Regions from separate parts of the Homo sapiens genome. Here regions 1, 3, 4 and 5 are each linked to region 2. Evidence: chromatin contacts called from ENCODE Hi-C or POLR2A ChIA-PET data. All regions are on one chromosome and are shown on one strand. Each heading gives the region's core, a stretch centred on a gene start or an enhancer-like site at or near the end of the contact. The rest is flanking DNA. Distances are from core to core; before and after follow the strand shown.

Region 1 (2,700 bases), core at 184-2,683, 520 kb before region 2:
GGGACACGTACCCTCCCAGGGTCACATAGGGTCAGTGTCAGCACAGGAGCGAGCTAAGGATGAAGGCAGAGCCGGGCGAGGAACAGGGGCATTGCCCGGTGAGTGAGCTGAGGCTCCCTAGAGCAGGGGATCTTTACCCAGCAGTCTTCAGATCCCTCTAACAGGCACACTGCACCGGGGAGGGTAAATACAGATTTGTGGATTGCCCGAGAAGCCACAAGACCACACACGCACACAGGAACACACCCCATCCCTTAGTGTGTGATCCGCCAGGAAGGAGGAGTTTTTGCTCTGGGCAGCAACATCCCCAACTTTGGGAGCAGCGGGTGGAATTTGGGGAGACTCTGCTGCCAGCAACTGTGTGCATACTGGGGAACCCTTGGCCGCCTGTGACTCCATAACTCCCCAAAATACCACATCCGGCCAGAGCAGGAAGCAGGGAAGCAACCTGCCAGGCGTGTTCCAACGTGGGTAGAGTCCCCAGCGACTTCATTTGCCACGCGGGACTTCACGGACCCCCTCTTTGCGCCTCAGTTTCCCCAGCTGCACCATCAGGGAAGAAGCTGCCAGAGGGGAAAAGGAGCTCAGCCGCCGATCTCCCCCTTCCCATTACAGAGAGGCTCAGCCCCTGGTTCCTGGCTAGGGTTTTACGTTGTGGATGTGGGTTTACGGAAAAAAAAAAAAGGGAAAAAGCTGAGAAGCTGCGCTGGGACCCCGGATTGCTCAGACCACCTTAAATCAGCCTGGCCGCCCCAGCTACTGTGGAAATTCCTTTCTCCGCGGTGGTTGGCTGGGGGCGCCAGCCAATCCGCTCGCGACGCTCCCACATGGGTCAGTGACGTCACATAGGAAACTGGCCAATGGGGATTAGGAGACCAGCAACCAATGGCAGGAGGCACTGGGATCAGTAGGGCCAATCGGAAGGCAGCTCGGCGCTCCCGGCGGGGTTTGGCGAGTGTGGCCCCCCTCCCTAGGAGAATCTGAGACCCTAGTGGACGCCCGAGCTCGACCGGATTGGAGGAGGGGGGGCTAAGGCTCCATTATTATCCAGAAACAGGGGAAAGCGAGTCACCCCCAAGCCTGGCCTATCTCCCCTTCAAAACAAGGGACCCTCGTGCAATATGCTACCAGCTAGCTGGCGGAGCAGAGGTTGCATCTTTCTCCCTATTTCACAGATAGGTAAACTGAAGCAAAGAGTAGTTAAGTCACGCTGGACGCCCGGCGAAGAGCTGAAGCTCTTACCCGAGCCTGGGGGCTCCAGGAACGGTCTCAGTTTTACCCCCAGGTGGGGGGGATGGGCCTATAGGTAGTCAGGGGTGGAGGGGGGTGGTGCTGGGCCTTGTGCCTCAGTTTCCCCGAGCGTGGAAGCTGGAGGAGAGCACGGGTTTTCAGAAAAAGACTACGATTCCCAGAAGCTCCCGCGCGGCTCCCGCCCAGGCTGTCAATCAAAGTAACGTGGGTACCTCTCCGGCCCGCGCTCTCCCGCCCGTCGCCTCCCTCCCGCCAGCTCCCGCTCCCTCCCTGCCGGCTCCCGGCCCGGCGCGGTATAATTACAGCCCATTGATCCGACCCGGGCCGGGAAAGCGGCTCCCTCGGGGAGGCCAAGCCTTTGGCTTCCGACACCGCCAACCTCTGCCTACCGCCCCCTCCAGCCGAACTGCCGGGCCACCAGCCAGGCCTGTCCCCTCCCGCTGGCCCCGGGCTCGCGGGTGACCTCTGAGCCTCAGCTCCCCGCCACGCTTGGCGGTGTGCCCCCCGGAAAAATCACACACACATTTCCTTCCACCCAGGAACATGAGGAGCCATCTCCCTAGAACCTCCAGGGCCTCTCTTTGAGCCTCAGTTTACCCAGATGCACAGTGAGATTGCTGGACAAAACTTTCATGAAACCCATACTCCGTGCTGTTCTGCCTGGGAGCAGCCAGGGCTGACCTTGGTGGAAACTCAAGGAGGGGCTCCCAAGTTTGGGAGGAGGGGGAGACAGCCCAGCTCTCTCAGAACCCCTGTGGTCGGGGTTGGGGTTAGGGAGGATCAGAGCTGGGGGTGGGAGTGGGGGCAGGCTCAGCCAGGATTTAGCGCCCCCATTGGGAAGTTGGGATAGCTTTCTAGATGTTGGGTGGTAGTATTTAATAGATGTTGGGGCAGGGCGTGGTGGCTCACGCCCGTAATCCCAGCACTTCAGGAGGCCGAGGCAGGCGGATCACCTGAGGCCAGGAGTTCGAGACCAGCCTGGCCAACATAGTGAAACCCGGTCTTTACTAAAAATACAAAAATTAGCCGGACATGGTGGCACGCTCCTGTAGTCCCAGCTACTCAGGAGACTGAGGCAGGAGAATTGCTTGAACCTGGGATGCAGAGGTTGCAGTGAGCCGAGTTCGCGCCACTGCACTCTAGCCTGGACAACAGAGTGAGACTCTGTCTCAAAAACAAAAACAAAAACAAAACAAAACAAAAAGATGTTGGGTTTCGGTATTTAAGCTAGGGTTTTGCAGAATGCATAGGAGTTGCCTCATTTGAGCAGTGCCTTTAGATTACCCTAACCCTAAGTGGACAGAAGAAAGATGGGGCAGCCTTAAGCCCTTTCCTGTGACAGAGTGAGCCTTGGGCTCTGACCCCTAGCTTTGCTGTGTGGATCTGGGAACATCCCCCAGCTGTGAAGTGTCGGGGAGGTAGATACCCCCTAGGGTTAGAAGGCCCCTG
Region 2 (2,700 bases), core at 124-2,623:
CCTGACTGTCCCTCAGCCATAGCTGTCCCAGTTGGTCACCCTAATAGACGAGCTCAGGCTAGACAGACTGACAAAGGAGGCGCTGAGCAGTCACCACCAACCCTCCAGAGGGTTCAGGGTGGCCCGGGGGCTCAGACAAACAAAGGCATTCCCACTAGAAAGTCATGTAGTCAGATGGTGAGGGCCCCGCAGGTCAGACAGCAGCTCTGAGGCAGACAGGGGAGGCTGGACCAAGGGACAGACAGAGGGGATACGGGGCAGTTAAACAGACAGATGGGGGAGGCTCATGGCTCAGGCAGATAGAGAAGCCCTGCACAGTTGGACAGATGGGGGAGGCACTGCACAGTCAGACAGATGGGGGAGGCACAGCACAGTCAGACGGGGGAGGCTCAGGCCATGGGGCAGAAAGACGGGGGATGCTGGATGGTGGGACAGGCAGGGGAGGCTCAGGAGTGACACCACAGAGGGGCCACTGGGTAGTCAGACAGACGGGGGAGGCTCAGGCCACGGAACAGCCAGAGGGGTGAAAACTCAGCTCATGGGGCAGACAAACAGGGGAGACTTAGGTCCCAGGCAGGCAGAGAGAGGGGGCTGGGTGGTGGGACTGATGGAGGAAGCTCAGGCCATGGGCACAGACAGACAGACAGGGGAGGTTCGGGCCAGGGGACAGACAGAGGGGTGAAAACTCAGCTCATAGGGCAGACAGATACATAGGGGAGGTTAAGGCCGTGGACAGACAGTGCAGGGAAGCTCGGGCCACGGGACAGACAGACCGAGGGGAGACTCCGATCCTGAGGCAGGCAGACGGCGGGTGGTGAGTCAGAGGGAGGAGGCGCCCGGGTCGCGGAGTCTCGGAGGGGCTGCCCGACAGGTGGCGGGGCCGGGACGCTTACCGACCAGGTGCCAGGCCTTGCGCGGGCCGTAGCGGGCGCAGCAGCTGGCGGCGCGGTCGGCCTCGTAGCCCACGAGCGGTGTGCACAGCCCGTCGGCCACCTGGCCCAGCAGCAGCAGCAGCCCCGCGCCGCGGGAGCTGTAGGCGCGCACCGAGTGCAGGTAGAGCAGCAGGTAGGTGAACCACATGGACGCGCACAGGTCGTTGAGGAAGTGGCCCACGGCGTAGCTCAGCCGCGCCACCAGGGACAGCGGCCGCGGGGACGGCGCCGCTCCGGCCGCTGGGGGTCCCGGGCCCATCGCGGCGCCGGGCCCGCGCCCCCCACCCCCGGGCTCCGCGGAGGGTACCCTGGCCAGGCCTTCTTGGGTGCCGTGGGGGCAGGCGCCGGGGACCCCCACCACGCGCCGGGCACCCCGCGTCCCGCTCTCTTACGGCCGCGCCCTCACCCACGTCCGCCGCGTCCGCCCCACGCTCGACTCTGCAGCCGCCGGGCCCCAGAGCCGGGCGACTGCGCCGGGCGGGGCAGGGCGGGGAGGTTCCGGTGCCTGAGCCAATCGGAGCCGCGCCCCGGGGAACCGCAGCCAATCGCCAAGGAGAGAGGAGAGGGGCGTGGCCGCAGGGCTCGTTCCGCCTCTACGACGGGCGCCCACGCGGTCCTAGCGCCCGCCGGGTATGAGGGCGAACCCCGAGCGCGCCGCAGGAGTGGCCGGCACCCCCATAGACTGGGGAAGGAAATGGACCAGAGGGCACCGCCGGCTCCCACCCAGACCCGGCCTCCAGGCCCGCACCACCCCAGTCCACCCGGAGCTGGACAGCCCACTGCGGGCCGGGGTGGAGCGAGTGGGACGGGCTCTGGATTTGGGGTTGGGGGGAGGTCTGAGCCCGAGCTGGCCTCGGGGTCCGCTGACTCCCCGGCCTAGAGAGACGCGATCGGGCGCGGAGAGGACGCAACAACACTAATTAATTGGTTACTAACGGTAATGATGGGGGTAATCAACATAATAGTACCAGCTGGCCTTTAACGAGCGTTGCCTGCAAAGAGCCCCACGTGGTGACGCAAATTTCACTCTCATTTTACAGGCGAGGAACAGAGTTGCCCGAGGCTCGCAGTGAGTCAGGCGTCTGTGACTCCCAGGCCTGTGCGCGCGACCCTCCCCGTCCAACCAACGTCCTCCCACAAACGGGTCACCGGACTGAGGGTTTCAAGTTCCTCCAGGGGGTGTGTGCGGTTCCCCCTAACTCAGGCCCTACTCCTTCCAGCAGCATTTTCTCTTCTTTCCTCTTTTTATTTATTTCAGAAACAGGGTCTTGAGACGGGCGCGGTGACTCACGCCTGTAATCCCAGCACTTTGGGAGGCCGAGGCGGGCGGATCACCTGAGGTCAGGAGTTTGAGACCAGCCTGGCCAACAAGGTGAAACCCGTCTCTATTAAAAATACAAAAATTAGCCGAGCGTGGTGACAGGTGCCTGTAATCCCAGCTACTTTGGAGGCTGAGGCAGGAGAATCGCTTGACCCAGGAGGCAGAGGTTGCAGTGAGCCAAGACCGCGCCATTGCACTCCAGCCTGGATAACAAGAGTGAAACGCCGCCTCAAAAAAGAAAGAAAGAAAGAAAGAAACGGTCTTGCTCTGTGGCCCAGGCTGCAGTGCATTGGTGCAATCATGGCTCACTACAGCCTCAATCTTCAGGGCTCAAGTAATCCTCCTGTCTCAGCCTCCCAGGTAGCTGGGACTACAGGCACGCATCACCACATGTGGCTAACTTTTGTATTTTTAATTTTGGAGAGACAGGGTCTCACTATGATGCTT
Region 3 (2,798 bases), core at 146-2,645, 910 kb after region 2:
AGTCGAGACGGGGTTTCACTATGTTAGCCAGGATGGTCTCGATCTCCTGACCTCGTGATCCACCCACCTCGGCCTCCCAAAGTGCTGGGATTACAGGCGTGAGCCACCACGCCCTGCCGGAAGGTAGAGTTATAGCTTTTTTTTTTCTGCTCTGTCACCCAGTCTGGAGTGCAGTGGCGCGATCTCGGCTTACTGCAACCCCCCGCTCCTGGGTTCGAGTGATTCTCCTGCCTCAGCTTCCTGAGTAGCTGGTATAGGTGCGTGCCACCACGCCCAGCTAATTTTTGTATTTTTAGTAGAGACGGGGTTTCACCATGTTGGCCAGGCTTGGTCTCAAACTCCTGACCTCGTGATCCGCCCGCTTCGTCCTCTCAAAGTGCCGGGGTTACAGCCGTGAGCCATCGCGTCCGGCCGAGTTATAGCTTCTAATACTTCCTGTATTTCCTGTTGCCGGGCTCAGTCTAGAGCAGGGTCCTCACAATCATTATGGGCCCCATCTTCCAAGTGCAGAGAGCGAAGCCCAGGACAATCAAGTGACTCGGCCCCACGGTATTCAGTACATTTTTCTTGAATGAATGAATAGGTCTGTGTGGCGTTTTGGGGCCCTGGCATATAGTAGGTACTCAGTTAAGTTTTTAACTAAGTGAAGAAATAACTATTTTGTGCATTTTGTGGCTGTTTATACTAAGAGCTCCCCCGGAGCCTGCCCCTTCCTCTAAGTCCCGCCTCCTCGAGCTGGCAATCGCCCGTCCCTGTTTTATGTTGTATCGCTCTTCTTTCGATAGCCAATGGCCGACGTTCCCGCTGAAGCCCCGCCTCTTGTGATGGCCAATGCCTGCTCCCTACCTTGAGGCGCTTCTCTTGTGGTATCCAATGGCTTGCATATCTACTTTAAGCCTCTCCTCCTGAGCGGGAGAGGCTGTCAATGACCCGCCCATTGCGTTAAGTGATTGGCCTTCTTTTCTGCGGTATCCAATGTTCTGCCCTCCTTATATCCCCTTCTCTTGTGGAGGTCTATGTCCTGCCTCTTTCCCTTAAGCTCCACCCCTTCACTCCCTTAGAGCGTCTGTTCGTCTCCTCCCACCTTTCCCTTTCACCTCCCATAACCTCCCATTAGAGTCTCTGGGTTACGCCCCTTGGGTCTGTCCGTTATCCAATCCCGTTAACTGCTGTGCTCCAACCTCTGTTCTTATTGGTCGCCTCCCTTCTCTGTCCCCTGCACGTGGTCCTGATCGACGGCTTTGCCGGCCCGTGACGGCCGGAGGGCTGAACTTCCGTTGGCGCAACGCCCAATAAGCGCGCGTCGGCAGGCTGCCCAGACAGCCTCCCCCGCCCCCTCGGCGTCCCGCTCCCGCCCCCGGCTTCGCCTCCCGCTGCCGCCGCCGCCGCCGCCGCAGCCGCTACCGCCGCTGCAGCCGCTTTCCGCGGCCTGGGCCTCTCGCCGTCAGCATGCCACACGCCTTCAAGCCCGGGGACTTGGTGTTCGCTAAGATGAAGGGCTACCCTCACTGGCCTGCCAGGGTGAGGCCGCGCGGGAGATGGGGCCGGTGGGGGGGGGGGGGGGGGCAGCGGGGGCCCCGGGCCGGAGGCGGGCACTGGAGGGCCGGGGTTGTCCTGGGCCTGAAGGAGCTGCGCCCCGGGGGTCTGGGGTTCATGGGGTCTGGGGGTGTCCGAGACCCGCAGCGGCCCCGCCCTGGGGGTCTGGGGGTCCTGGGCCGCAGGGAGCTGCGCCCTAGGGGTCTGGGGTTGTCCGGGGCCTGCCGGAGCCGCGCCCCGGGGTCTAGGGATCCTGGGCCTCAGGGAGCCCCGCCCTCGGGGCCTGGGGGTCCTGGGCTGCAGGGAGCCGCGTTCTTGTGGTCTGGTGGTGTTCGGATCCTGCAGGACCCGCCGTCTGGGCCTGCAGGAGCCCCTCCCGGGGTCTGGGGGTCCTCGGCCTCAGGGAGCTGCGTCCTGGGGTTCTGGGGGTGTCCAAGCCCTGCAGGAGCCGCGCCCCGGGGTCTGGGGGCCCTGGGCCTCAGGGGGCCGCGCCTAGGGGTTCTGAGGGTGTCTGCGGCCTGAGAGACTCTCGCCCTTGGTGTATGAGGGTTTTGGGGCTCAGAGAGTCGCTCCCTGGGAGTCTGGGGGTATCCTGGGCCCGAGGGAGTCGCACCTTGGGGGTTTGGGGGTGTTTGGGGCCTGAAAGAGCCGCGCGCCGACGGTCTGGGGGTCCCGGGCCCGAGGAAGCGGTGCCCTGGGGGTCTGGGGCCTGATAAATTCTCACTCTGGGGGAATGGCGGTCCTGGACCTGAGGGAGCTGCGCCGTGGGGATCTGGGGGGTGTCCAGGGCCTGAAGGAGCTGCGGCGCCAATGGTCTGGGGGTCCTGGGCCTGAGGAAGCTGCGCTCTGGGGGTCTGGGGCTTCTGTGCCTGAGGGAGCTGCACCATGGGGATCTGGGGTTGCCCTGGCCCAGAGGGAGCCACGCCTCGTGTGTCTGGGGGTGTCCAGGGTGCCTCAGGGAGCCGTGCGCAGGGTGTCTGGGAGGGTCTGGGACCTGAGGGACCCTCACCTGAGGGCCTGGGGATCCCAGGCCTGAGGGCTCAAGGTTCAAGTTTGAGCAGAACTGCGGAACTTGAGATTTGGGGTCAGATATGGGGGCTGAAGCACTCCCTTGTGGGTCCTGGAGAAGCCCAGTTTTGAGGGGCTGGGGGGCCGAGGGCCATGTGCTAGGGGTCCAGGGTTGGAGGAGGCAGTCAGGGGGGAAGGTTGAGGGTCAAGGCTAAGGGAAGCTGGGACCTCTGAGTGAGGGGCTGGGGGTGGGG
Region 4 (2,700 bases), core at 97-2,596, 740 kb before region 2:
CAAGGATGACTAAGGTCAGAGCAGGTGACAAGGATGACTAAGGTCAGAGCAGGTGACCAAGGATGACTAAGGTCAGAGCAGGTGACCAAGGGTGACTAAGGTCAGAGCAGGTGATAGGGGCTAGGAGGGGTTGTTTACTGAAACTAGGGGCAAGGAAACGAAAAGAACGAGGAAGTTAAAGTTTAAAATGAAGAACAAAGAATAGGTGGCCGGGCGCGGTGGCTCACGCCTGTAATCCCAGCACTTTGGGAGGCTGAGGCAGGCGGATCACGAGGTCAGGAGATCGAGACCATCCTGGCTAACACGGTGAAACTCCGTCTCTACTAAAAATACAAAAAAATTAGCCGGGCGTGGTGGCGGGCGCCTGTGGTCCCAGCTGCTTGGGAGGCTGAGGCAGGAGAATGGCGTGAACCTGGGAGGCGGAGCTTGCAGTGAGCCGAGATCGCGCCGCTGCACTCCAGCCTGGGCGACAGAGCGAGACTCCATCTCAAAAAAAAAAAAAAAAAGAACAGGGGAGCTGAATATACGGAAACATTGGTTCTTTGGAGAGGAGCTCATAACTGATTGTACTTAACAATTTACAGGCTAAAACCTTTGAAGAGGAATTTGTTGTATCCTACAACAGTATATTAATTATAGTAGTTTTACTATTTTAATTTCTCATAAATAACAATCAGTAGAATATTAAATAAATATTTAAACAATAATTTAATTTGGCTGGGCGTGGTGGCTCACGCCTGTAATCCCAGCACTTTGGGAGGCCAAGGCGGGCAGATCACTGGAAGTCAGGAGTTCGAGACCAGCCTGGCCAACATGGTGAAACCGCGTCGCTACCAAAAATATAAAAAATTAGCCGAGTGTGGTTGTGCACGCCCGTAATCCCAGCTACTTGGGAGACTGAGGCAGGATAATCGCTTGAACCCGAGGGGGCGGAGGTTTCAGTGACCTGAGATCATGCCATTGCACTCCAGCCTGGGCGACAAGAGCGAAACTCAGTCTCAAAAACAAACAACAATTACTTAAGCAATCATTTTAATAAGTATGTAATACATTATACGTTTATATAACTTGCTTAATAAATAATAGTAGTTATTAATATCCAATGGCAAGCCGCCGGGAAACGACGGAGCTGGGATTTGAGGATTGGCTCCGCGAACCCCACAACACCCGGGGACTCCAGCGAACCACACGGGGTGGATCCAACAGCCGCAGGGGCATCGTGGTCCTGCGGAGACGCCGCCCGCCCGGAGGCGGCGCTGTGACCCAGGTTGGAGAGTCAGGAGCCCAGCGCCGCGCTGCGGGGCCTGCTGGGACTTGTAGTTCGCAGGTTCGGGGTGCGCAGGCGCAGTGCCGAGTTTACCTCTGCGCGCGTCGGGGTTGGTGGCGGCGGCTGCGGCGAGTTCCTGAGGGGCGCCTGCGGGGGGCGTCCGCTCCGAGCGCCGAGGAGCCGAGCGGAGGAGGCGTCCCAGGGACACGCAGGGGAGGCCGGCCGGCCTGCACGGGGCGCTCCCGCCTCGGGGGCCCTGTCTGGCGCCTCAGCGCGCGCCCCGATGGTCACCTGCGCCCACCTGGGCCGGCGCGCGCGGCTCCCGGCAGCTCAGCCGTAAGTGCCGCCGCCTCCCGCGCCGCGACCTCCGTGCCGGGCCTGCCGGGGCTCTGGTGGGGCTGGGTCTGGCGGGGCCGGGTGGCCGGGGCATGACCCTGTCGCGATAGGGTCCCCACGGGAGGGTCGGGAGCCGGCAGCTCGCCCAGGGCCCCAACGCCCAGGATGGCACGGTCTGCCCTTGCCCTGTGAAAACGCCCCTGGGTGAGAGACGCATAAGCTTTCCGAGGCCCAGCCTGCAAGGAGAGGGAGAAGACGCATTGACTCTACCCTAAAGGCAGAGAGGGGCTGCCACGCTCGCACTGCAGTGAGGCCACATCAGAGGGTCTGAGCGAGGGGCGGTCCTGCCCTCCAGGGGACACCGGGCGATGTCTGGGGACGTCTGTGGTTGTCATAACTGGGGGCAGTTCCTGGCATGGAGTAGGTGGAGGCCAGGGATGCAACTCAGCACCCTGCCCAGCCCAGAGAATGACCCAGGCTCCAGTGTCCACAGCGCCCTGAGGGAGAGACCTCACTTATACGTTAGCACCGCTGTCCTGGTGATAAGACAGCAAGGGTCCTTTTTTTTTTTTTTTTGAGACGGAGTCTGGAGTGCAATGGCATGATCTCGGCTCACTGCAACCTCCGCCTCCCGGGTTCAAGCCATTGTCCTGCCTCAGCCTCCCAAGTAGCTGGGATTACAGGCGTATGCCACCACGCCCGGCTAATTTTTGCATTTTTAGTAGAGACGGGGTTTCACCATGTTGGCCAGGCTGGTCTCGAACTCCCACCTCAGGTGATCCACCCGCCTCAGCCTCCCAAAGTGCTGGGATTACAGGCGTGAGCCACCGCGCAGCTGCAAGGGTCTATTCTGTTTATACCCACCACCCATGTTGAGGAATGAGGGAGGCAGCTGACCTTTCTGCTGCTCTAGCAACCCCAACCTCCCTGAACTCTCCCCTACCCAAACAGGTTGGTTTCTTTTTCTTCTTCTTTTTTTTTTCTTGAGACAGTCTCGCCCTATTGCCCAGGCTGGAGTGCAGTTGCACGATCTCGGCTCACTGCATCCACCTCGTGGGTTCAAGTGATTCTCCTGCCTCAGCCTCCCAAGTAGCTGG
Region 5 (2,700 bases), core at 65-2,564, 690 kb after region 2:
AGGCATTTGTAAGACGTTTTCTCAATTGTAAACATCTTATGACCCTGGCTCGTGACTGGCAGCGAATGTGCCTTGTTAATTTTAAGATGGAGTTGATTTTTGGCCAGGTGCAGTGGCTCATGCCTGTAATCCCAGCACTTTGGGAGGCAGAGGCGAGCAGATCACCTGAGGTCAGGAGTTCGAGACCTGCCTGGCCAAAATGGTGAAACCCCATCTCTACTAAAACTACAAAAATTAGGCAGGTGTGGTGGTGCGTGCCTGTAATCCCAGCTACTCGGGAGGTTGAGACAGGAGAATCACTTGAATCCTGAGGTGGAGGTTGCAGTGAGCCAAGATCGCACCACTGGAGGCAGAGGTTGCAGTGAGCCAAGATCGCACCACTGCCCGTCAGCCTGGGCAACAGAGCAAGACTCCTCAAAAGATAAATAAATAAACAAACAATTGCCACAGCAACATCAAGAAGTTACCCTATATGGTCTAAAAAAGGGAGGTATGAATAATCCACCCCTTGTTTAGCATATCATCAATAAATCACCATAAACATGGGCAACCACCAGCCCTTGGGGCTGCTTTGTCTGTGAAGTAGCCATTCTTTTATTCATCTACTTTCTAAATAAACTTGTTTTTGCTTTGCACTGTGGACTCGCCCTGAATTCCTTCTTGCACGAGATCCAAGAACCCTCTCCTGGGGTCTGGATCCGGACCCCTTTCCTGGAACAATCTGACACAGAGGAAACGTCCATGAAAGGTGGGGAGGAGGCTGGGGAAGGAGGCTGGGGAAGGAATGGGATGGGAAGTCCTCGTTAAGGGGAAGGCACAGGTGGGCAATGGAGGGACATTTGGGAGACACTGCGTATGTTTAGGAAGTTGGTTTGGAGCCTGATCTTTAAGTCAATGTCTGTGACTCAAGAGTCGTCCAGGGTCCTCTTAAGTCACCCTATGTGTGGCCCCAACCCCATGTGAGAGTTGCGGGCCCAGGAACGATGTGTGGATTCCCAGAGCCCAGAATACAAGGCAGGCGCATAATACATATTTGCTGAATAAAAGAATGAAGAACAAGAGGTCACGTTACAAAATTTTAACGAGCCGCTGCCCGCTTCTAGGGGGCGCAGCGCACTATACAAAATTCTCCAATTCCACATGGCTCCCGGAATCCTTATTTCGCGCTACTCAGGTTGCAACTCCGGAGGGAAGACGCTGGGACTTCCAGCTTGATAGGCGGGGATTGGAACCAATGAAAGAGGTCTGCTGTGTATGCTGCAGCCAATAATAGCGGCCGAAGGAAGTGACGTTTGCGGAAGTAAGGCTTCCGTCGGAAAAGCTCGATAATTACCCAGCCTAACCATTTCTCAGGTGCTTGCGAGGTGATCAGAAGGCAAAGATGTCGGAGCGAAAAGTATTAAACGTAAGTGTTGGGCGACTGGGGCTTTTCAATCGGAGCAGGACATCCCGGAACTCCGGGAGAGGGAGGAGCTTCCTGAGATCTCTTCTTTGGAACCCTTCTTTCCCAGCGGCCTTCCGCGAGATGGGGCTTCCCAGACTCCTCCCTAGACTCCTCCCCATCGCCTTCCGTCGGGGGGGTGGGCCTTCGCTAAGTCTCCCTTCTGGGCTGGGGTGTAGTTAGTCACCTGCGGGGCGTGGCTTGGGCTTTTACCCAATCACCACCAGATAGGGTTTTTTTTCTGGGGGCGGGGCTTCCTTAAATGCTGGCGGCCGTGTTTTGCCCTCTTCTTGAGGGGCGTGGCTCTGAGAAGCCCCGCCCCACTTGGGGACTGTAACCAATCGTGTACTTTGGGTGGGGTGGGGTGGGGTGGCGCGTGTGTGTGTGTGTGTGTGTGTGTGTGTGTGTGTGTGTGTGTGTGTGTGTGTGTGTGTGTGTGTGTGTGTGTGTGTGTGTGTGTGTGTGTGTGTGTGTGTGTGTGTGTGTGTGTGTTTTGTTTTTTTTACTGGGGTCTGGTCATGCAGATAACCTCTGCCTTACAGTGGCCAAGATTTTACTGGGGTCTGGTCATGCAGATAACCTCTGCCTGACAGTGGCCAAGATTCCAGACTCCCAGAAGAAAAGCAGAGGTTCAGTATAAACTATACTGTTGGCACACTTCTGTTTTTTGGTTTTTTGAGATGGAGTTTTGCGCTTGCTTCCCAGGCTGGAGTGCAGTGGCACGTTCTTGGCTCACTGCAGCTTCTGCCTCCTGGGTTCAAGCGATTCTCCTGCCTCAGCCTCCTGAGTAGCTGGGACTGCAGGCGCCCGCCACCATGCCTGGTTAATTTTTTTTGTATTTTAGTAGAGATGAGATTTCACCATGTTGCCCAGGGTGGTTTTGAACTCTTGATCTCAGGCATTCCACCCACCTCATACTCCCAAAGTGCTGGAATTACAGGCGTGAGCCACCGCGCCCGGCCCCACGCAGGTCTTTCTAGGAGAGCAGTCTCAGGCTTGCTGTAGGAACTCCTGGGAAACAGGAGCCCTGGGATACAAAGGGAGTGTGAGTATGGATTATGACAGATACCTCCACTGCACCACTGGAAAATAAAGCACTTTGTGTTTGGAGCACCTACTGGGTGCCAGACACTGCAAAGAGCACTTTATCCCCCTTGCCTCAAGGAATGCGTGCAAAGACTCTTGGAGACAGAGGACAGTGTGCGCATTTCACAGAGGAGTAAACTGAGCCCTGCAGGTTTCAGCTCCTCAGGATTCAG

The links. Hi-C counts contacts between places; a loop is a spot of excess contacts on that map. ChIA-PET counts read pairs that join two places held with the same protein, here RNA polymerase II (POLR2A). Pooled maps may share reads with other maps.
Region 1: a loop to region 2 is called in a map with no recorded cell type, with 7 times the contacts of the local background. The contact joins the enhancer-like site here to the promoter of MFSD12 in region 2. A Hi-C loop is called at or near these places in 1 of 37 single-sample maps with no recorded cell type and 5 of 50 pooled maps. POLR2A ChIA-PET finds 5 or more read pairs at or near these places in 1 of 52 experiments (HepG2).
Region 3: a loop to region 2 is called in a map of naive thymus-derived CD4-positive, alpha-beta T cell, with 5 times the contacts of the local background. The contact joins the promoter of HDGFL2 here to the promoter of MFSD12 in region 2. A Hi-C loop is called at or near these places in 1 of 168 maps with a recorded cell type or tissue (naive thymus-derived CD4-positive, alpha-beta T cell), 1 of 37 single-sample maps with no recorded cell type and 6 of 50 pooled maps. POLR2A ChIA-PET finds 5 or more read pairs at or near these places in 1 of 52 experiments (HepG2).
Region 4: a pooled map shows a loop between it and region 2 (4-fold over the local background). The contact joins the promoter of ZNF554 here to the promoter of MFSD12 in region 2. A Hi-C loop is called at or near these places in 1 of 50 pooled maps. POLR2A ChIA-PET finds 5 or more read pairs at or near these places in 2 of 52 experiments (HCT116 and MCF 10A).
Region 5: a loop to region 2 is called in a pooled map, with 12 times the contacts of the local background. The contact joins the promoter of YJU2 here to the promoter of MFSD12 in region 2. A Hi-C loop is called at or near these places in 2 of 37 single-sample maps with no recorded cell type and 9 of 50 pooled maps. POLR2A ChIA-PET finds 5 or more read pairs at or near these places in 2 of 52 experiments (CD4-positive, alpha-beta memory T cell and activated CD8-positive, alpha-beta T cell).

The regions. Positions count from the first base shown.
Region 1 is chr19:3,034,863-3,037,562 of GRCh38, forward strand. It overlaps a transcript of TLE2 not described here. Among named protein-coding and RNA genes, the nearest start is that of TLE2, 6.9 kb to the left of the region's middle. RefSeq lists an enhancer at 409-608 and silencers at 749-918, 1,579-1,638. Within about 2 kb of position 1,434, at least 38 of the 41 ENCODE cell types and tissues checked have a DNase peak (open chromatin) inside an H3K27ac peak, as active enhancers do.
Region 2 is chr19:3,556,213-3,558,912 of GRCh38, forward strand. MFSD12 (major facilitator superfamily domain containing 12) reads right to left here and starts at 1,374. Exons shown (of 10, transcript NM_174983.5): 1 at 894-1,374. The coding sequence starts at 1,191. RefSeq lists silencers at 800-969, 1,150-1,219, 1,260-1,809 and an enhancer at 1,919-2,213.
Region 3 is chr19:4,470,902-4,473,699 of GRCh38, forward strand. It overlaps HDGFL2 (HDGF like 2), which reads left to right and starts at 1,396. Exons shown (of 16, transcript NM_001001520.3): 1 at 1,396-1,521. The coding sequence starts at 1,450. RefSeq lists enhancers at 42-211, 472-821 and silencers at 1,322-1,501, 1,532-1,591.
Region 4 is chr19:2,818,522-2,821,221 of GRCh38, forward strand. ZNF554 (zinc finger protein 554) reads left to right here and starts at 1,347. Exons shown (of 5, transcript NM_001102651.2): 1 at 1,347-1,603. The coding sequence starts at 1,551. RefSeq lists a silencer at 1,386-1,825 and an enhancer at 1,758-2,451.
Region 5 is chr19:4,245,766-4,248,465 of GRCh38, forward strand. YJU2 (YJU2 splicing factor homolog) reads left to right here and starts at 1,315. Exons shown (of 8, transcript NM_018074.6): 1 at 1,315-1,405. The coding sequence starts at 1,382. RefSeq lists enhancers at 375-1,146, 905-1,044, 1,385-1,474.